Regions from separate parts of the Homo sapiens genome. Here region 2 is linked to region 1. Evidence: chromatin loops called from intact Hi-C (ENCODE). Cell type or tissue: heart right ventricle. All regions are shown on one strand. Each heading gives the region's core, and the rest is flanking DNA. Links, peaks and the distances in the headings are about the cores only.

The links. Peaks named below come from ENCODE experiments on the same cell type or tissue, not always from the same donor. Only the 100,000 strongest peaks of a DNase experiment are listed, where the experiment ranks them.
Region 2: a loop joins it to region 1, with 6 times the contacts of the local background. A loop is called at or near these places in 89 of 110 quality-filtered maps.

Annotation. Positions count from the first base shown.
Region 1 is chr5:1,649,050-1,659,893 of GRCh38, forward strand. No RefSeq gene overlaps it. Among named protein-coding and RNA genes, the nearest start is that of MIR4277, 54 kb to the right of the region's middle. In heart right ventricle, for the core only: a CTCF peak has its summit at 5,053 (motif pointing left); DNase peaks (open chromatin) are centred at 5,282 and 6,552; H3K27me3 peaks cover 6,576 bases.
Region 2 is chr5:1,162,243-1,173,086 of GRCh38, forward strand. No RefSeq gene overlaps it. Among named protein-coding and RNA genes, the nearest start is that of TERLR1, 11 kb to the right of the region's middle. RefSeq lists enhancers at 5,314-5,835, 5,836-6,355, 7,592-7,761 and a cis regulatory region at 7,677. In heart right ventricle, for the core only: a CTCF peak has its summit at 6,085 (motif pointing right); DNase peaks (open chromatin) are centred at 5,683 and 6,099; H3K4me3 peaks cover 330 bases; H3K27me3 peaks cover 809 bases.

The sequences.
Region 1 (10,844 bases), core at 1,703-9,702:
CAAAAACCATAACAAATGCTGGCGAGGATGTGGAGAAAGGGGAACCATACACACTGTAGGTGGGAATGTAAATGAGTACAGCCGCTATGGACAACAGGATTGAGTTCTTAAAAAATTAAAAATAGAGCTACCCTATGATCCAGCCATCCCCGCTGATGGGTATTTATCCAAAGGAAAGGGAATCCTGTGTGAAAGGGAATCTGGGCCCCCCTGTTTACTGCAGCACTGTTCACAATGGCAAAGATATGGAATCAACCTAGGTGCCTATCAATGGATGAATGGATACAGAACACGTGATATCTATTCGCGATGGAATACTCTGCAGCCATACACAAGAATGAAATCATGTCGTCTGCAACAACATGGATGGAATTGAAGGCTGTCATGTTAAGGGAAGTAAGCCGGGGTAGAAAGACAAATGTACCATGTTCTCACTCATTTGTGGGCACTGAAAGAGTGGCTCTCACAGAGGCAGAGAGTTGGCTGGTGGTTCCCAGAGGCTGGGCAGGGTGTGTGGGTGAGAGGCAGACAGAAAGTGAGGCTGGTTACGGGGCACAAACATGCAGTCAGGGGAAGGAGTAAGTTCCAATGTTCCATAGAACAGTTCACAGACCAAAGGCAACAATCATTTACTGTTTCCTTCCTTCCTTTCTTCCTTCCTTCCTTCCTTCCCTTCCTCCCTCCCTTCTTTCTTTCTCTCTCTCTCTTTCTCTCTTTCTTTTCCTTCTTTCTCTTTCTTTCTCTCTTTCTCTCTCTCTCTCTCTTTCTTTTTCTTTCTCTCTCTCTCTCTTTCTCTCTTTCTTACTTTCTTTATTTCTTTTTGACAGAGTCTCACTCCAGGCTGGAGTGCAGTGGAGGCATGATCTCGGCTCACTGCAACCTCCGCCTCCTGGGTTCAAACGATTCTCCTGTCAGCCTCCCGAGTAGCTGGGATTACAGGTGTGTGCCACCATGCCTGGCTAATTTTTGTGTTTTCAGTAGAGACAGGGTTTTGCCATGTTGGCCAGGCTGGTCTCGAACTCCTGACCTCAGGTGATCCACCTGCCTTGGCCTCCTAAAGCGCTGGGATTACAGGTGTGAGCCACTGCACCTGGTCCGCTGTATATTTCAAAATAGCTAGAAGAACTGGAATCTTCCCAACAGAAAGAAAGAGTAGATGTTCCAAGTGATGGATATACTACATACCCTGATTTGATCACTACATGCTGTGTGCACAATCAAAATATCACAACTGCCCTGTAAATATGTACAATTATTATGTATCAATAAACACTTTTCAAAAAATTTTAGATTTGATTACAAAGACATTAAACCCTGTGACACTTCAAAAAACACCATAACAAAACAAACAAAATCCAACAAAAACCGGAAGCACGCTGTGACGGTTTTGACATCTGATGTCCTCAGTGTCTAGAGGTCTTACGGGAAGAAGGAAGGCGCAATCGAATGAAGTTAGATGTGGAAATAGAATCACAACAACCCAGGAAGATGCAATTTGAGTTTTAACGATGAATTTAGCAATTTGCTTAAAAATAGTAATAGTCAATGTTGGCAAATATTCAGAGGAATATGCGTTTTCAGATACTAGTAGCAAAAGTATCAGCATAATTTTGTTCTGGAGAGGGGTTTGGTAATATGCACCAGAAGCCTTCCAATGTGGCTGACCTAGCAATGCTGCCTTTAGGGTGATAAACTGGCAAGTGGTCAAAATCCGCTCTGTGGCCTGTTGCTGCACGGCCAAGAGCTCGGAATGGTCCGTTACTGTGAAAACGATTAGCGAATAAGGAAGAGTGTGCGGTGGAGACCATCTTCCCCGTCCCCGCCCCCAGCACAATACTGACTCTCTAGCTGTCTGCAGAGCACGTTTGCAGACCCCTGATCTATGTGGAGGAGTAAACAAGTAAACAACAAAACGGTCCAGGTGTTCATTTTGCAGCATTTAGAAAATGTTGGTAAAAATAAAATAAAGAAATAAAGGGCCTAAATGTCCGTCTTTCCAACCTCATGGAAGTAGTTCAATCGATTCTGGCAAATGCAAATCCTGTCGTGTTCGGCAGCCGCTACAGGTAGACAGTGCTGCTGAAGAACTTCCAGTAACATGAGAAAACACTCATGAGAGGGTCGTGCTAAGTGAGAGCATTAAGTTATACAGACGACTTTATTCCAATTTTAATTTGAAGGTGTGTAAATAGAAAGAAATGGAAAGAAAGAAAATACTTGAACATCTTAATTACTGGGTGTTCATCCCGGGTGTGGGGAAGCAGGGGCTTCGGGTGAGGGTGGTGGGGGGTATGAGGAGTTTGGAGGTGGGTGGGAGGGGATCCCTAAAGTGACAGAGTCCTGGGAGCCCAGGGCTTGGAAGCTCACCACCTGGCAGTGCAGCCATGGGATCCAGACAGCTTCGCTGGACAGACGCACCGTGAGGGCTGGGGTGGGTCCTGGGGAGGGCAGGGCCAGAAAAGGGTGGGGCTGGGGAGAGTGGGGTCAGGGGAGGGCGGGGCTGGGGAGGGATGAGGCCTGGGGAGGGGTGAGGCCTGGGGAGGGTAGGGCCTGGGAAGAGTGGGGGATGGGGAGGGGTGAGGCCTGGGGAGGGTAGGGCCTGGGAAGAGTGGGGGATGGGGAGGGGTGAGGCCTGGGGAAGGTGGGGCTGGAAGAAGGTAGGGCTGGGGAGGGGTGGGGCTGGGGGAGGGATGAGGCCTGGGGAGGGGTGAGGCCTGGGGAAGGTGGGGCTGGGGAGGGGGGGGCCACAGAGGGCAGGGCAGGGGTAGGGCAAGGCTGGGGAGGGATGATGCCTGGGGAGGGGTGGCCTGGAGATGTCAGGGCTGGGGAGGGTAAGGCTGGGGAGGGATGAGGTCTGGGGAGGGGTGGGGCTGGGGGAGGACCGGCCTGTGGGGCAGGGCCTATGGGGGCATGGGGCCTGGGTCCTCGGGGCCTGGGACAGTGTCACTCTTCCCTTCCTTGGCTCATCCTGTGACCCGAAGAGCCTCTGCCAGGCCCTGGGCTCCTGCTGAGCTCCTGCTGAGAACAAGGCAGCCTGGTTTTTCTTTGATCTCCTGCCCCGAAGGTTGATGAGGGGATGGAGGGTCTGGAGCAATGGCCCAGACAGGGTGGAAGTTCCCTGGGGAAGAAGGGGGTGCCTGGAGTGGGTGGGTGGTCAGGGACCTTTCGAGAGGAGGGGTCTCAAGGTGAGGGCTCCTCAGGCCCCCGAATGTGGGGCAGGGTGGGTGCACAAGCAGAGGCTGTGGGGGAGGTGCTGGGCAAGGGAAGGGCAGGGCCCATTCTTAGGAGGAGCCTGAGAGTGGGACAAGAACAGATAAATTCTCAGGGAGAATGGGGTCCCTCGCCATGGGGGGTCCTGGAACAATCCATGGCGGCCTGTCCCTCTGCCTGCTCCCACCACAGTTCCGTGCTTCTCCAGAGGGCCAGGCTGGCCATGCTGTCCCTAACCCACTCCAGGGACCACATGAGTGTAACAGGATGTAGGAGAGAGCCAGGGCTTGGAAATCCATGATCTGGCCGTGTGGCCATGGGATCTGGCCAGCCTCGCAGGATGCTGTGAGGTGGGGCGAGGGCCGGGTGCAGGGAGGATGCTGTGGGTCTCCCAGGTGCCCTGTGCAGGACAGCAGCCAAGTGCTCCCAGGGGCCACCCTATGTCACACCCAGTGTGGGGGGCCCTGAGGGCAAAGGGTCCAGGGGAGGATATCAGGAGTGCCCTCCCTGTTGGAGGCTGGACTGGCCCTCCTTCCCCACAAGTGGGTTTTAGGTTGGGGCAGGAGGGAGGGACTTAGGAATGAACACGATCAGAGTAGACTCTGCTCCTGCTTCCTTGGGCCCCCACCAGCCTGGTGACTTGCTGGGGGGACACGAGGAAGATGGGGCGTGGCTGAGGCTTGGGCGGTGGGGAAGAGCCAGCTTGGGCCGGGTGTCTCTCTGTGAGGGGAGGGACCCTGGCAGGCCACGCCGAGGCCTCACAAGGAACTTGTGGTTGATGCTTTCCAAAACAGGCCCTTGGCATTTGGGTGACAGCCAGGCAGAGCTAGCTTGGTGGTGGAAGCCACTGACAGCGCCGGTTTCCCGATGAAAACTTGACGTTCGTGTTTTGAGAGCTAGCTGGGGAGACTGGGAGCTGGGTCCTCTCGGAGTGCCAGGTCAGCCGATGGCGTGTGGCCTTACGTGTGGGGTGGGGTCCCCTGTCCAGGGGTCTGAGCTTCTCACGCCTCTGGGCCCTCCGTGCTCCAGCGTTCTCAGGTTCTTTTTTTTTGGGGGGACCTTGTGGGGGCCACACATCGCGCCTGACTCCCCAGACGGATGGACCTGGCTGCTGCCTCCCCGTCCCCGGGAAGCGGCTGGCCAGTGCATCAGGGAACACAGGTCTCTTTCCTCTGTCTTCCTCCATCAGGCTCCGGAAAAGCTTTCCCCAGAGAAGACACCGGACAGCAGGGGCCGCCTCCCGTAGCTCTTGTGACCCAGCCTGTTTCTGCATCTGAGCTGCGTCCTCTGGGTGGGGGTGTCTGCACCTGGGGTGTGTGTGAGAGGATGAGGGAGGGAGCGTGCCTGTGCCTGTGTGCGTGCAACTGTGTTCCTGCAGGCTGTGCCTCTCTGTGCACGTGTGTGCAGCCATGCGTGCGTGTTCACACGTGTGGAGTGTGTGCGTGCGTCCGTGCCTGGGTGTTGCGGGTGGTGAGGCTGGCAGAGCGTCCTGACCCCTCGGGCCCCAGGCCTTGTCCCTCTTCTCCGTGTCCCAATCTTCCTTCAACCGCCCGCCCCGCCCCTGCCTTTGGTGGCCTGGAGTCCCCACCAGCTCTGGGTACTAGGGCGCCGGGCAGCGCGGGAACTAACGGGCTGAGTCTGTGGGGTCGGGATGACTGAAAACAGGCCCTGTCTTCGGTTTAGGCTCAGGCGGAAACCCCCCGGGGGCCTCTGGGGGCTGCGGTCGGTGCCAGGGGTCCCGGGCAGCTGCCTGAACGCGCACAGCGGCTCCTGCCCCGCAGCCTCCGCCCCGCGCCCGCGTCCTCGGGCCGGCAGCGCCCCCTGGTGCCGCCTCGGGTCTGTGCAGGGCCGGGCGGGCTGCGCTGAGCATCTGCGGACGCCTCCGTGGGTGACGGAAGACAGAGGGGCTGACCAGGTCTTCTACAGGTCAGTGGGCGATCAACAGCTGGACGCGTAGCAGGGGGTATCCGGGTGGCCTAAAAGAATTCAGCAAGGCCGACTGCAGGCCGAGGGTCACCAGGAACTGACCTGGAAGGAGTGGATGTGGCCGCCCCAGGACCACCCTGTTCCAGGTGCCCGGCCCTGGCCATGGAGCCCTTGGACTTATTTGTTTCTTTAGCTGCAGCGAGCGGGGTCCCGGTGCTGAGCAGAAGACCCCGTGCTGCGGTCCCTGTGCTCCCTGGCAGCTGTGGGAGGAACTCTGACCTTTGGGGCCCCTGGGCACCTACCCTGTTGGTTCCCGCTCTGGGCTGCCGAGGGCTGGGTGCTGTGCTGTGTGAAAGGCCGTATGGGCGGGGCTTCTGTGTCCCCTGAGTCAGGCACTGCACCCTTATGCTCCCCTCAGGGGCCACACCACCTGCAGTGGTCCCTGGAGAGCAGAGGAAAGGTCCCCCTGGGCCAGATGGGGGCAATTGGTGGGCGGGGCCTGGCTCTACAGGAATGGGGGACCAGGGGCTTTCCCTCCAGGAGTGGTAACAGATCAAAGAACATCTACCCCAAACCAGACCGGACTCAGCACACACCTTATCCAGAGCTCTAAAGACACTAGAGTGGGGAGTAGAGAGAGAAAGAGACCGACAGAGACAGACAGAGGGAGAGATTCAGAGCAAGGTGGGGCAGGGGTGGCAGAGGAGGAGAGACCCCAGCTCTTCTCACCTCACAGACCTCTCGGGCCAGCTTGGCCCCACCCCCACCATCCACCCTGCAACTCCACCCCCACCCGCCCCCTGGGCTGAGCAGAGACCTCTGGGACATGGTCACCTCCACACAGAGCCTGTTCCAGAAGGCAGGACCCCGTCCCTGCCCCAGCTTCTGGCTGGCAGGGCTGTGTCAATGACTTCTGGCCAAGCGACCCCAGGAAATGGCATTCCATGGGGTCAGGTGGCTCCTCAGTGCCTCTTCCCGGCTTTTCATGTAAAATCATGGCAGGTGGCATCAGGCAGTGTCCCACACCCCTACAAGCTCAGGGGGAAGCCACCTTTACCCACAGGGCCAAAATGTGGACGCAGGCTCCCCTCTGGAGTGGACGCGCTGAGGGCACACCCAGGCCCTGGTCCCCTCAGCCGCATCAGAGCAGCACACAGGGCCGGGTGAGGGTGGCCTCCACCCCTCCACCACACCAGGCACAGCTCGGAGCCAGGCCAGAGAGAGGGTGTCAGCTCTGCAATGCATTGAGTAGTTTCCACCCGTGGCTGTGAGGAGCAGCATTTCCTGACAGAAGTTTCTAGCACATGTGTGTTGGCGAGGATGCGGTCGTCTACTTGCTGGGCACACACTGTGCCAGGCTGAGGGGAGGACCCCAAAGATGTGCAGCCCCGCAAACCTGTGAGTGCCGCCTTAGACGGCAACATGATGACAGGTCTGGAGCGGGGAGAGTCTCCCGGGTCACCCACCTGCACCCTGTGCTGTGCCAGGTAGTGGCCCCCCCAACCCCAGATTCATATCCCTCCCCACACCTCAGAATGGGACCCTATCTGGAAATAGGCATTGCAGACGTGATTCATTAAGACGTGGTCATCCTGGAATAGGGAGGCCCTGATCTAGTATAACCCGTGTCCTTATGAGAAGAGGAGAACGCAGGGAGGAGGGCGCCATGAGCAGAGAGGCCCAGCGGGGCCAGGAGCCCACTGAGGGCCACCAGGGGCTGCCGGCCACACCAGATGCTGGAGGGCAGCCGGCCCGACTCTCAGCCTCCAGGAGGCACCAGCCCAGTTCACAGCTACGGATTCCAGACCTTGGCCTCCAGAACTGCGAGACAGGCGTGCACTGTTGCAAGCAGCAGGTGTGGGTGGTTTGCTGTGGCCACCCAGGAAACTCACACAGGTCCTCACTGCAAAGACAATGTCCTTGCAAGGAGGAGGCAGGAGAAGGCGGCCGGTGACCGAGGATGGAAGTGGAGAGAAACTGGAAGACGCTGTGCGGCTGACTCTGCGAGTGGAACCAGCTGCTTCTGTGGAAACTCCTTCGAAGAAGGCTTTTGGGAACCACCTCTGTTTAGGGACAGACTGTGGTGTGACTTATTTCCTGTACAGCAGCTAAGGTGACCCTCAGTCCTTCACATTCCCACTGCATGTCTGGGTTTACAGATCCATCAGCTCTGGCCCGGCCTGCAGGTGCGGGCCGCTTAGGCACTGCCCGATGCCCTCAGCTCCTCCATCCCCTCCGGTCCACCCTGGGGCTGCCCCCGTACTTCCTAAACATGCGGCCCCTCCTGTGCCATGGCCCATAACCGAAGCCACTTGCCCAGGAGGCGCTGTGGGCAGAAGGTGGGGGCCCATGGTACTCTTAGGGGCTCCCAAAGTGCTTCCATTTCTTTTAAAATAAGAAAAATATAAACTTTTAGGTCAAAACAATGTTTTACTCTAAAAAATAATGTTTCATCTTTATCCTGTGGGTGTCAATGCGCACAGTGTTCCCTGTCCGTGGTGTTGGGGGAACTGTAAGTCACAGTGTGGCTCTCCCCAGAATGTGCCTTCCACCTGCGGTCCCCACCTCACTGTCCTATCCTGGCAAGGGCTTCTCAACTCCCAAACCTCAGCTGAGTCTCTCTTCGGTGCCCTGTGGCTGCCATAACAACTAGGATTCATTCTCTCCCAACTCTGAAGGCCAGAAGTCCAAAACGAGGATGCCACCGGGCTGGTTCCTTCCGGAGGCACTTCTGCTACGGACTCAATGTCATCCTCAGATTTGTAAGCTGAAGCCCCCAGCCCCCAAAGTGATGGTCTTAGAAAGCAGGGCCTATGGGGGGTCATGAGGGTGGAGTTCCCAAGATGGGATTTGTGTCCTTGTAAGAGGACGACCACACCAGGGCGCTCCCTCTTTCTCTGCCCCTCTCTCTTTCTCTGTCTCTGGCTCTCCTTCTCTGTTTGTGGCTCTCCCTGCCATGTGAGGACAGAGTGAGAAGGCGCCTACCCCAAGCCAGGAGGAAGGAATTGAGTGGGCTGGGACCTTAATCTTGGCATGTGCAGGCCCCGGGACTGTGAGAAGTCAGCCTCTGTTGTTTGAGCCTCTGGTCGGCGTTTGTTGACTGCCGGAACTGATAGAGATGCCTGCATGCCTCTCCCAGCCTCTGGCAGTGCCAGCAGTTCGTGGCGCCCCGTGGCTGTGTCTCTGCCTCTGCCTTCTCGGCCTCCTTCTCCCTGCATCTCTTCACGTTGTCTTCACTCTGTGTCTCTGTTTGCCCTTCCGATGAGGGCACAAGTTGTGTCTGGGTCCCAGGGCTGATCGGGTGGCCCAAGTAACAGACTGTGCTGTCACGCTGTCTTGCTGAGATCACGGTGTGGGCAGGACCATGACCCTCCCGAAGCTCCAGGGAGTCCCTTCCTGGCCTCTCCCAGGCCCTGGTGCTGCCAGCTGTCCTTGGTGGGTGGATGCCTGCCATAGGTTGGACACTCAATCAGTTACTGTTTGGAAAAATAAGTGAAGCTGGAGTCCCCACCTCCTGACGAAAACTTGTCCAGCCCCCTGTGTGGGGCACATGTGCTAAGTCCCCTTAAAACCTTGTATTTCTTATTTTTATCTTTATTTTCTTTTATTATTATTATTTTTTGAGATGGAGTCTCACTCTCGTGCCCAGGCTAGAGGGCAGTGGCATAATCTCAGCTCATTGCAACCTCTGCCTCCTGGGTTCAAGCAATTTTCCTGTCTCAGCCTCCTGAGAAGCTGGGACTACAGGTGCCCGGCATCACACCCAGATAATTTTTGTATTTTTAGTAGAGATAGGGTTTCACCATATTGGTCGGGCTGGTCTCGAACTCCTGACCTAGGGTGATCCACCGACCTCGGCCTCCCAAAGTGCTGGGATTACAGGTGTGAGCCACCGCGCCTGGCCAAAACCTCCTATTTCTAATTCCCCTGACTTGGGGTGTGAGCTCACCCCTCGTAGGTGACAGTGTACCTGCTCTGCTTTGCAAAGTATCAGGACTGAAGTGTGTCCCTTCTGCTTCATAATTACCCATGGACTCTGTTGTCCCACACCATGTTTGCGTAGTGAACACGCCTGTTAATGCCCATGTACTTCTGTTCATGCACAAAGGCTTAAATGGTTAAACATCTTAAAACAAATATGCTCAGCAAATGGAAATCAAACCCATTTCCTTTTCATTTCAGAGTTGTCCGGGGAAAGCGGACTTGAAAGACGTTGAAATTGGATAGGTAATTAATTCACGTGCACCTACACGAGAAAGCAAAGAATGCACAAAGTATTTGTAACATTTTGTAAGCACTGAAATTAATGTAGTGTGAATTTGTCATTTCTACCAAAAGTTACAGATTTTCTATATTATAATTTAATCTTTTTAATGTAAAAAGAATAGAAATTTTGCCCTTTCTGGCCTCTCGGGAAGCAGGAACTAGTGTATCTAATTATCTGAACACATAAGAACATAAAGGAATACCAAGTAGTGGAATTATAAATCGGCTGGAACAACTCCATGTTTTCTGATTAAACTCTCTTTCTGGGGCCCTTAGCAATCATGTTGCCCCTATGTTCATAGTAATTGCATGTGTCAAAGCAGAGGCTTTGTGTAAATGGGACTGAACGAGTTACAATTTTAATTTAGAAGGAGATAACTGTGTCCGCGGCTAGCAGGCCGGTCGGCGGGTTGGGAGTCTGGTGGAGTGCGAGGGCAGAGGCCCCAGGGCGTCAGGTTGATGGCGGGCGGAGATCTAATCAGGCCACCTCACAACAGCTGAATTGTTAAAAAAGAGAAACGCAATTTACCAACACAAAACCAGCCACCTGCTCTCTTGCCTGCGTTATCCATGTAAAGGAGGGCGTCTAATTTTTTTCATAGCTCAAGGGCAATGAATTTTAACAATGGATACTGCCTTGATCATCAAAACGGTAACAGGCTTAAAATGAGATCTTTTGGATAGACTGGAATCTTAGAAACAAAGCAAAATTCTGTTTTTAACTTTTAAAATGCTCAGTATATGCAGAGGAGTAGCCACTCCTTTATAATTTTTGTGAGGAATCTCAGGTGCATGGATGTTTGAGGTTGCTTTTTACGGAAGGGCATATTCGATTCTCCCAAGCAGGCTGTGCTGACTCAGTCATTCAAAGGAAAAATCCAACGGGCAGGAGCACCTCTGCTTCTGACCCCAGAAGGGTTCTCTCTCTAAGGCTGGAAGGATTCATAGCAAAGTCTCCATCGGGAAGCACCGACTTAGTCACAGGTGAACCCAGTGATGCTGAGGCTGAGCCTCTGCCCACTCCTGCACCCATGTGGCCCGGGGCTCACCACCACACTTGTGTCCTTCCCGTGGGCTCTGAGTGCAGCCCTCTCCCGGGGCAGGGAGGGTGGCCGCGAGCCGGTGGGTTCGCTGGTGCCGGCTGCTCCATTCCTAGCTCCAATCCTGTCTCTTCCAGCTCAGCTTTCCTGCTGGTCTCTCATTTTTGGCACATAAAAAGCCAGCGTTAAAGAAACTCTCCTATGTAGACAAGGGAGGCTGAGCTGGAGGCAAGAGTTGCAGGACTTTAGACTTCATGGCTGTTTCAGTCTGCTCAGCCCTCCCTAACAGGATGCCACAGGCTGGGGGCCCCAAGAACAGATGTGGGTTTCTCACAGGAGGCCGGGGGTCTGAGGTCCGGGTGCCGGCAGGGTTGGGGTCCGAGGAGGGCCCCCTTCTGGTTC
Region 2 (10,844 bases), core at 1,837-9,836, 490 kb before region 1:
TCCCAGCTTTCTGTGCACGCAAGGCCACAGCAGGAGCTTCCCGGGGTCTGCAGATGACCCAAAGCAGAGTTCATTTTCTTCCAGTACCCTCTCTGCTTCTAGAACCTTCCTCCAGCCCCATTCCAGCGCTCACTCTGGCCGAGACCCCTGCCCACTCACTGGTTGGTGGCCGGCCAGCCGCCCACCCCACGTCAGCAAAGCCAGCTGCCCGTGGCCCGAGGATGTGTCCTCGCCATGTTCCTACGGCCAGTCCTCCTGAGGCCACCGTGACCCCGAGGGGTCCCGTGACGGGACAGGCAGCTGACCCAGCACTGGCCACGCGGCCACCCACTGGAACAGGATGAGAGGAAGCTCCCGGGCAGCAGAAACCAAGCCACCCTCCCCTAGTCACCCCTGCATTTGTCATGTGCCTCCTGCATCTGAGGATGCCCTTCGAGGCCCTGGGGGTGGGGGGTGGGTGTGTCCTCTCTCAGACTAAGGAATCCGTGTCTAAGGTGCGGCTGCCCTTGGGATTTTGCAGGGTGGGTGACGTGCAAAGGGTGGGTGATGTGCACAGGGTTGGGCCTAGGGTAGAATTTGGGCTCTAGGGGACTCTGAACAGAGCGGAAACGTAACATCCAGACGTTCAGGGGCCTGGCTTTTGGGTGCAGCCTCCACCTGGCAGCAGGTTCTGTTCAGGGACAGGGGCTGAGAGCTGGCGCCTGCCCCAGCCTAGTGAGGATGCCAACGAAGGCAACTTCTGCTTTTCTTGAGGAAGAAACTTGGCTTTTGACTGGCCGGATTCAATGATTTTTCTTCCCTCCGAAACATTCCCTCCTGTCACTAGACTCTTTTCTTTTTGATATCTGTTTCTTTCTTTCTTTAACAATGAGCTCAGCACAAGGGGTGTGTTTGCCACCTGTCAGGAGGCAGCTAAGGGCTTATTGTAAGAACTTCTTTTCTTCCCATGGCAGCACTGGGGGAGAGGCCATGGCTGTCCCCATTTTATAGAGGAGCAAACCAAGGGCCACAGCCGTCGGTCACCTTGCTAGGAAGAAGAGGAGGGGAATTTAGGCCCAGCAAGCCGGTGAGCGGCTGGAGCTGTCAGCTTGGTGCTGGGCTGGGCGCCAGGAAGGCCTTGAGTGCTGGAGGGGCTCTCGGTGGCCTCAGAGTGTCTCTATAACCTCCCATTCCCACTCCTGTGCTCTGCAGTAAGCTCTGGGGCTCCCCACTGGGAGGGTGGCTGTGCTCCTGCCCCTTGGGGACTTCCTGGGGGCAGAGGTCTGAGCCATCTCCAGGGCCGGCCCCTGCAGCGCTCAGTTTAGGTGCGATACAAGGGTCTGGCTAGCCAGGTGTGGGGGCCGGTCACGGGCTGAGGGTTGAGGGAACCGTAACATTTCTGGACGCGTTTTTCTGTGGAGCAGGCAAGGTGGTCTGGTCAGGGTGGTGGTCTCCCCTGGGCCGTGGCAGGGGTATGGGGACACTGAACCACAGTCGTGGGGTCCACGGCCCAGTTCCAGTAGCCAATCAGGGGCACATGGTCCTGGTTCTTACCTTGGCTCATTGAGCAGCTGTGCCCAGTGCTGTGGGGTCAGGGGTGACATCCCAGATGGGTCTCCTGGATTTGGGCTGAAAGATCAGTCTTGGGGTACCCCCAGGGTCAGGGTGCTCAGAAACCCCCATGGTGGGCCTGGCCTGCCTTCCTGGCCTGCAGCCCTGCCTGATGCCAAAAGGTCACTGGGCCAGTCCTTGCCCACGGGCCCCTCCCCACGGTGAGACCTGCCCCACTTGAAACTTGCAAACATGGAAACTTGGCGATCTGACCCATGGCCTGGCCCAGCACTGCGACCTGATCCTGCGGCCCTGTGGGCCCCGGGCTCCCCATCGAGGTTGGGTTTCTAGGCTGCCTCAGCCTGTTCCAGCGAGAGGCGCTCGGGGTACGCTGGCCCAAGCCCCGCTGAGGTGCCTCCCAAGGAGGAGCCTGTGACCCTCAAGTGCAGGGGGTTGCAGATGCCCGTGAGCTCTGTCTCCCTCGTGAGTGGCCTGGGCACTGCTGCACGCGGGTGGTGGGGGCTGTGGCCCACCAAGGATTCAGCCTGGTAAGCGGCAGTGGGTGGGAAGGATGGTGTGGGCTCACTTGAGGGTCATGGGAGTCCGAAAGACTGGGGGACAGACTCAGGCCCGGGGAAGTCACATCCACAGGGACATCAGGTGCCCCCCTTGGGCCACCAGGACCAGACACATAGCACCCTGGACTCTCATCTCACAGTGTGGATCTGTGCACACACAAACATAGACACAGATGCACACAGATAAACACACACAGAGATATACACAGAAATACACACAGACATGCAGATACACAGAGACACAGATGGAGACACACAAATATGGAGACACACACAGATACACACAGAAATAGACACAGATACACACAGACATACACAGACACACAGATATGGAGACACACACACCGACACACACACAGAAATACCGACACACACAGCCAGCTGCTCCACCTTTGTGACCCCACCACCTCCTCCAGGGGCCCACCCTGATTGACTGAGAAGCTTTTGCTCCTAATTTGCTGAAATGAAGCCACCAGCGCTGGGGGGAGTGTGGCCCCGTGTCCCTTGAGCTCCCCGTGTCCCTTGCGCTCCCCGTGCTGGCCTCAGAGACCACATGTTCTAGCTGCATGAACAGCCAGCACACGGATAAATCCGTCTCCAGAGGGTACTTTTCGTGCAGAGCCAGTCGGCTGGGCCCTTTTTCTCCCTGCAGGACACCCTGTGTCTCTGTGGGAGGAGGGCAGTGATGCGGAGTGGGGAGTCCTCCTCAATCAGATAACATTGTGTCTCCCAGACGAGAGGCCCATGAAGGTCAGGGAGGGCACAGGGCTCTCGGAGGGAGTGTCTGGGGCCAATGTCACAACCTCTGCTTCACGCCCTTTCCAGACACAAGCGCAGACACTGAGCAAGGAGGAAGGAAGCTGAGACTCTGCGGGCCCGGGGACTGGCAGGAGCTCTTGTCCATGAGTTGAAGCTGTAGCACCAGGGTGGGGACAAGCCGGGCCCATGGTTTCCAGGGCCTCTGTCCTCCGTCCACCTGAGAGTTGTGCCTTGAGACAGGAGGCACTGGGCAGCCAGCACAGCCGCACTTTGAACAGCCATGCAGAAGCCTCCACCCAGGCAGCCCCTCCTCCCAGGCTGGCCGCACCATCCTTCTGATGAAGAAAAACCAGGTTCAGCCCTCTCTTATCGGGACACAAAATAAGGGCCCTGGCGCACCAGAGCAGGGTCATCCCCCTAGGGTGCAAGGAGGTGTTTTGGCCTCTAAGGACACAAAGAGCTGAGTGGAAAGACCAGCCCCTTCTAAGGGGGCGCGTAGAGGTGGATGTAAAGGGCCCCGCCCAGAGCTGGAAAAATGCTGGCCCCAGGCCACATCCTGGAGACTGAGGCTGCGCCTACTGGGAGACCAGGAGCCTTTACCTTTGCAAGGAGCTCCTGGGTGGTCCCAGTGAGTAACGCCCTGAGAGGTTACACCCATATCTCTCAGGAGTCAGGCTCCTGCCTCTGTGTGGAGCATAGTTCACAGAGACTGGTGCATGGGACACAGGCCACTCAGGGACAGTAGGGTAGATCCAGCTCCAGGGCCTGAGGAACAAATCACCTACTCATTCATTCACTCATTCTTTCATTCACTCATGAACCCATCCATCCAGTAATCCACCCACCCATCTCCCCATCCATCCATCCATCCATCCATCCACCCACCCATCTATCCATCCATCCATCCACCCACTCACCCACCCATCTGTCCATCCATCCATCCATCCATCCACCCACTCACCCACCCACTCATCTGTCCATCCATCCATCCATCCATCCATCCATCCAATCATACATCCATCCTTCCATCCACCCATCCTTTCACCCACCCTTTTATCTACCCACCAACCCACCCATCTATCCATCCATCCATCCATCCACCTAACCATCTATCCATCCTTGCACCCACTCATCTACCCATCCATCCATCTATCCACCTACTCACCCACCCACTCATCTATCCATTCATCCATCCACCCACCCACCCATCCTTTCACCCACCCTTCTATCTATCCACTTACCCACCCATCTATCCATCCATCCATCCATCCACCCATCCATCCATCTGCCCATCCACTCACCCACCTATCCATCCATTCATCCATCCATCCATCCACCCACCATTCATCCATCCATCCATCCACCTATCCACCCACCCACCCATCTATCCATCCATCCATCTATCCATCATTCCATTCACCCATAAATCCATCCATCCACCCACTCATCTGTCCATCCATCCATCCATCCATCCACCCACTCTTCAGATAGAAATCTATCCACCTACCCACCCATCTATCCATCCATCCATCCATCCATCCATCCACCCACCCAACCACCCACCTATCTACTCATCCATCCACCCATCCATCTACCCACCTATCCATCTATTCATCCATCCACCCATTCATCCATCTACCCATCCACCAATCCATCCATTCATGGTACGGGGATGTGCAGAGAATGAGATACCTTATGTGGCTGGGGACACAAAGGGAAACCTCCCAAGGTAGCAGTCCTGAGACGTCTGCCATCAGGAGGGAAGTGAGAGGCACTGAAGGGGTGTGTAGGGAACCCAGGGAAGGTCAGTCGTGGGGTGGGCAGTGCAGGGAGAAGAAGCATGGGGGAAGCACCTGCCCATCAGGTTGATGCCAGGGGTTCAGAGCAGTTAAGAAGAGCCAGGGCCGGGCGCGGTGGCTCACGCCTGTAATCCCAGCACTTTGGGAGGCCGAGGCGGGCGGATCACGAGGTCAGGAGATCGAGACCATCCTGGCTAACAAGGTGAAACCCCGTCTCTACTAAAAATACAAAAAATTAGCCGGGCGTGGTAGCGGGCGCCTGTAGTCCCAGCTACTCGGGAGGCTGAGGCAGGAGAATGGCGTGAACCCGGGAGGCGGAGCTTGCAGTGAGCTGAGATCGCGCCACTGCACTCCAGCCTGGGCGACAGAGCGAGACTCCGTCTCAAAAAAAAAAAAAAAAAAAGAAGAGCCAGAAGGTGTTCAGGCAGAGGGACCCCCAGGCTACCAGCGTCAGGAAATAAATGACACAGATTTGCAGAGAGAGGCCGTGGTCAGTCCTGCCTCCAGCTTCCTGGCCAGCCCTGCCTGCCCAGACATCTGAGTCAAAGTAGCCTCTGTCTTCTGTTGTTATTTTCAACATGTGTGCCTGCCACTTACGGTCCAGAAGGTGATGATGACAAGCACTGAAATAACCTTCTTGATCCAGGTGCTTCCTTTCTCCACAAAGGCCTCCCTCAACCTAGAAGGCTCCGTGGCTCTTTATGGCCAAGCAAAACCCTGAGTGGTTTCAGGGCTCTTGGTAGCTCCTGCCCACTCCACACACACATAATCTTAGTCCCATCCTCCCTGCTACAAATTCCTGCAAGTTTCGTACTCAGGAAATGCAGCTGGGGATGGGCACATCTGGGTACCAGGTGCTTTCAGAAGAAGCAGGTGTGGTCAGGGTGCAACTTATGGCAAAAACAGAACTTTCGGTCAAAAATGTCCTGTGCATGGTGACTGAGCACCACCTTGCGGACAAACTGCCAGTGAGCCGAGCCCTCCGGGACAGATGCTGGCAGTGGGGGAGGTGGACTCCGTGTAGACAGCTGCGTCCACCTGCATCAACACCACCCCAGAAAGCTCGGTCCTGGCCTTGCTGTTGGCCCTCGCCCAGGGGTAATATTGGCCTGGCCATCTCTGTCCCAGGCATGCTTTGCCTGCTCCAGAACCCCACAGGACAGGGCCCCCGGCTTCCCGTCTCCTCGCCCACCGTGCTCCTGACATTGCGTCCACAGCTCCGTCCACAGCCCCTGCCCCTGGTGCTGAGCAGCACTCCATGGCACAGATGTGCCACAGCTGCCAGTCACGCTCCTGAGCCTGGACTCTGTGTCATCTCCAGTTTGGCGCAATTACAATATTGAAACACAGCGGCCACGAACCTTCCTGTGCCTGCATGTGGGCAGATGTCTGCGTCCATTTCTCTCTGGTAAACACCAGGGGGAGCCGCTGGGTCACAGAGTAGAAGGATGTTGCATTTCCTGAAAAAGTGCCACACTCTTCCAAATGCCTGTGCCCTTTCCCACGCGTGGGGCCCCTGCCCATTTCGTAAGGCAGATCCGCCTCCATGCCGCACTGCCTCCTCCGTATTTTTGGCATTCGGTTGCTGAAATAGAACAACAGCCATCTCTGCTCAGCACTGTCCATTCTAGGAACCTGCAAGCATTTCATATACATGATGCTATTTTGGCAGAATCCTTAAAAACACAAGTGTTACTACGATGGACAGATGAGTAAACTGAGGCATAGAGCAAGAGATAACTTGCCTGTTTCTGCTTGTTGGTGTTGAGCTCAGTTGCCCCAACCCCCATCAGGCTGGCCCTGACACAGAGGCCTTGGTCTCCCTCAAAAACCATGATTCTCAAGGTCATAAAGATCCCAACACACGCCCCATCACAGGACCCCACCGCACAACTTCCTGAAATGACCACCCCCCAGCCACCGCCCAGAGGCCCCGTGTGCAGCCCTGACCACCAGGCCGGCCCACTTACAACACACAGGATCTATTTCTAGGGACCCAGGGCCTTAGGCTGTTGCGTCAGCCCAGAGATGGTGCGTGGCGAAGCTCCCAGTGCAATGAGAAATTGTGGTCTTGATTTGTATCCAACCAGACGTTTAATATCCGAGACCGTGCCCTGTGGTATGATGGTTGGCGGCAGGCGCTCTGGAGCCTAGTTGGCTTGAGGCCTAACTGCTGCTCTGGCAACGGTGCCCAATTTTCTCAAAAGTGCGATCGTCCGTAACGATAGCACCAGGGTGGTAGCTGTGAGGTTTGAGAGTCCCAGCACCTACTGGGACTAGAGAGCCCCAAACACCCAACGATGACTAAGACTCCTGAAGTCTGCGGGTGCCTGGAAACGGCGTGAGGGACGCCTGGGCCCTGGACAGAGCTGCCTCCTCCTGCCCGTCTTGCCTTGCCGCCTCCCCGCACACTACCAACATCCCCAGCTCCAGGGCCCAGGTGGATCCACGGGTTCCCCACACGGCCAGCTCTCCGGTGTCCTGGGGTTGGTTCAGTGATGCAAGCATCACCCCGTTGGGATCTGTCATGTCTGGGATTTCCAGGAGGGATCACGAGATTAGAAACGTGGCCGAGGCCTGGTGCTTCGTGGACGAGAGCTGTGGGAATCGCATTAGGGTCTGGGGAGGTCAGGGCGGCCCCTTGTGCCCCAACCCCCAGAGGACCCTCTGGTTCCTGGAGGCAAGCCCGCCATGCTCATGTATGACTCTGGAGACCAACCACGCTGGCGCAGGGGTGGTGCAACTCAGGAGGCGAGAGCCTCACTGATGAGGAAAATGTCACCCTAATGAGGAAAGTGCCATGTACCTGGGTAAGGTGGTGTCTGCTGGAGACTGGAGACTGCGCCTCCCAGCCCAAGCCTGCCGAGCACGGGGGCTCCTGGGGGGCATGGCAGGGCATCAGCCCCAATGAGGACAGGACAGCCAGGGTCTGAACCCTAAAGGCTACAGCAGGGAAGGAGGGGAGGAGGGAAGGAGGGCCGGGGGCTGGCCATGACCGGTGTGAGACATGGCCTTGGTGTCTGTCCCCCGCCAACAGACCAAGTCGGGTCACAAAAGGGCCTCCGTTTCAGGACAGCTGGCTCAGAAGGAGAACAGAGCACAGAGCCTTTGGTGAGGGAGCAGGGCCTGAGACAAGGCCGGCCCTCCTGTCCTGGACGTCTCGTGTCCCTCAGCTCATAGCCCTGTCCACTAAAAAAGGAGTCAAGCTTTTAAATAAGGGAAGTTCATCTTATTTGGAAGTTTTTCTGAGCACTGCAGCCCGGGAGGGGTCTTTCAGAGGCACATGGTCAGGCTGCTGCGGAACAGTCCCAGCTCCTGGCACAGCTCTGGTGATGCAGCTCGAAATGTGCACAGAAGTCACGGAAGAGCAGAGTCACACGGAGCTGCAGTGGGTTACAGAGAACGTCTGGATTATAGACGCAGAAGTCACGGAAGAGCAGAGTCACACGGAGCTGCAGTGGGTTACAGAGAACGTCTGGATTATAGACGCAGAAGTCACGGAAGAGCAGAGTCACACGGAGCTGCAGTGGGTTACAGAGAACGTCTGGATTATAGACGCAGAAGTCACGGAAGAGCAGAGTCACACGGAGCTGCAGTGGGTTACAGAGAACGTCTGGATTATAGATGCAGAAGTCACGGAAGAGCAGAGTCACACGGAGCTGCAGTGGGTTACAGAGAACGTCTGGATTATAGACGCAGAAGTCACGGAAGAGCAGAGTCACACGGAGCTGCAGTGGGTTACAGAGAACGTCTGGATTATAGACGCAGAAGTCACGGAAGAGCAGGGTCACACGGAGCTGCACGTGGGTTACAGAGAACGTCTGGATTATAGACGCAGAAGTCACGGAAGAGCAGAGTCACACGGAGCTGCGTGTGGGTTACAGAGAACGTCTGGATTATAGAGAACGTCTGGTTACGGAGAAAGCCTGGATTGTACTGAATGTCCGATTACAGAGAATGTCTGGTTGTAGAGAACGTCTGGATTACAGAGAATATCTGGATTAAAAAGAACATCCAGGGCCGGGTGCGGTGGCTCACGTCTGTCATCCCAGCACTTTGGGAGGCCGAGGTGGGCGGATCACCTGAGGTCAGGAGTTTGAGAGCAGTCTGACCAACATGAAGAAACCCCGTCTCTACTAAAAATACAAAATTAGCTAAGCATGGTGGTGCATGCCTGTAATCTCAGCTACTAGGGAGGTTGAAGCAGGAGAATCGCTTGAACCTGGGAGGTGGAGGTTGCAGGGAGCCAAGATCTCACCATTGCACTCCAGCCTGGGCAAAAAGAGTGCAACTGTCTCAAAAAAAAAAAAAAATCTGGATTATAGAAAACATCTGGTTACAGAGAATGTCTGGATTATACAGAATGTCTGGTTAGAGAGAATATCTGGTTGCAAAGAACATCTGGATTATAGAGAAGGTTACAGAGGACAACTGGTTATAGAGAAAGTCCAATTACAGAGAACTTCAGTTTACACAGAACATCTGGATTACAGAGAACGTCCAGATTATACAGAATGGTTACAGAGAATGTCTGGTTACAGATCCCAGAGGCATAATTACCAACCCTGCCAGACCTTATCTCGTGCAGGACACAGCAAGGACGTGAGTCACGTACCGTCTTTAAGGAATGGAGTGGCTCAGGCAGGAGTCGGGGTGACGCATTGTCAGTTCATTGTGTCTTCAGAGCATCTTTCCAGCAAGCGGCAGTCATCACAGTCGGGTTGAGAAATGAGGCTGCAAGTGGCAGTGGGCACACACGGCTCCTCGTGCTGCTCCTTTGCCTCACAGCCCCCTTGTTCTTGGTCCTACAGCATCTTCCTGCATCGTCCACCCTCCACCCTGCTGCCTGTCCCCATCCTTGGTTGAAGTGGATGCCCAGATCCCACGAGTCTAAATATTCAGTTTTAAATCTCAGGACAAACTGTCACATAAAGTCAGCTCTGGGCCGTCACAGTGACCCACAAGGCCAGGATCCAGGTAGAATCTTGGCTCTCCGCATTCAGAATGGGATCTCTGGCCCAGGCCTCAGGGGGACAAGCTGCCCCCTCCACCCAAGCCCTGAAGGCTCCAGGACGCGCACCCTCAGTCCTCACACTGTCATGGGTGTGTAACCTGCCCCAGCACTGTCCAGCAAAGAGGGAGACCCAGCAAAGTGGGAAATGGGAAGGTGGCCTCCTCTGCCCCACCCCATCCCCCAGCAGCCTGGGGAGATCAGGAACACGGCGCTGCCCACAGAGGACCCTCCTGGCCCACCGTCCCCTCGTGGCGGGTATCTGCCCTGTGGGCTCGTGAGCTCTGACTTGACTATGGGCGGTGTGGGGGTGTCCACAAGGCTGTGCGTGGAGGCATGAGCCACCTGGGTGACCCCACCACAGGGACGGAAGCCAGCAGCATGGCTGGGGTGGGAACACTGCCTGGCTGGTACCCTGATTCCCCACCTGGATCTGGGGAGTTGGGCCTCTCTGGGGAGGCTTCCCTGACCAAGTGCCATGGGATCCCGGGATGCAAGGAACTTCCCGTCACCCTATAATGGCCAGTAGGTCCGGGGCTCCTCGCAAGCCCTCCCCTGGCCGAGGCCCCCTTCCGGTCCAGGATTCTGCAGAGTGACCAAGACCCGGGAGAGTCAGTCCGGAGTAGAAACCACCATACGGGCCCGGCCTGGTGGCTCACGCCTGTAATCCTAGCACTTTGGGAGGCCGAGGTGAGTGGGTTGCCCAAGCTCAGGAATTCGAGACCAGCCTGGGCAACGCGGTGAAACCTCGACTCTACTAAAATACAAATTAGCTGGGCATGGCAGCGTGCACCTGTAATCCCAGTTACTCCGGAGACTGAGGCAGGACAATTGCTTGAACTCGGCACGTCCGGAACTGGTTCCTTCCGGTGGGTTCTTAATCTCACTGACTTCAAGAATGAAGCCACAGACCCTCGGGTGAGTGTTGCAGTTCTTTGTGTCCGGAGTTCCTTCCGGTGGGTTCCTGGTCTCGCTGACTTCAGGAGTGAAGCCACAGACCTTCACAGGGAGTGTTACAGCTCTTACAGGTGGCGCGTTTGGAGTTGTTGGTTCCTCCCAGTGGGTTCGTGGTCTCGCTGGCTTCAAGAATGAAGCTGCAGACCTCTGCGGGGAGTGTTATAGCTCATAAAGGCAGTGAGGCCCCAAAGAGCAAGCGGCAACAAGATC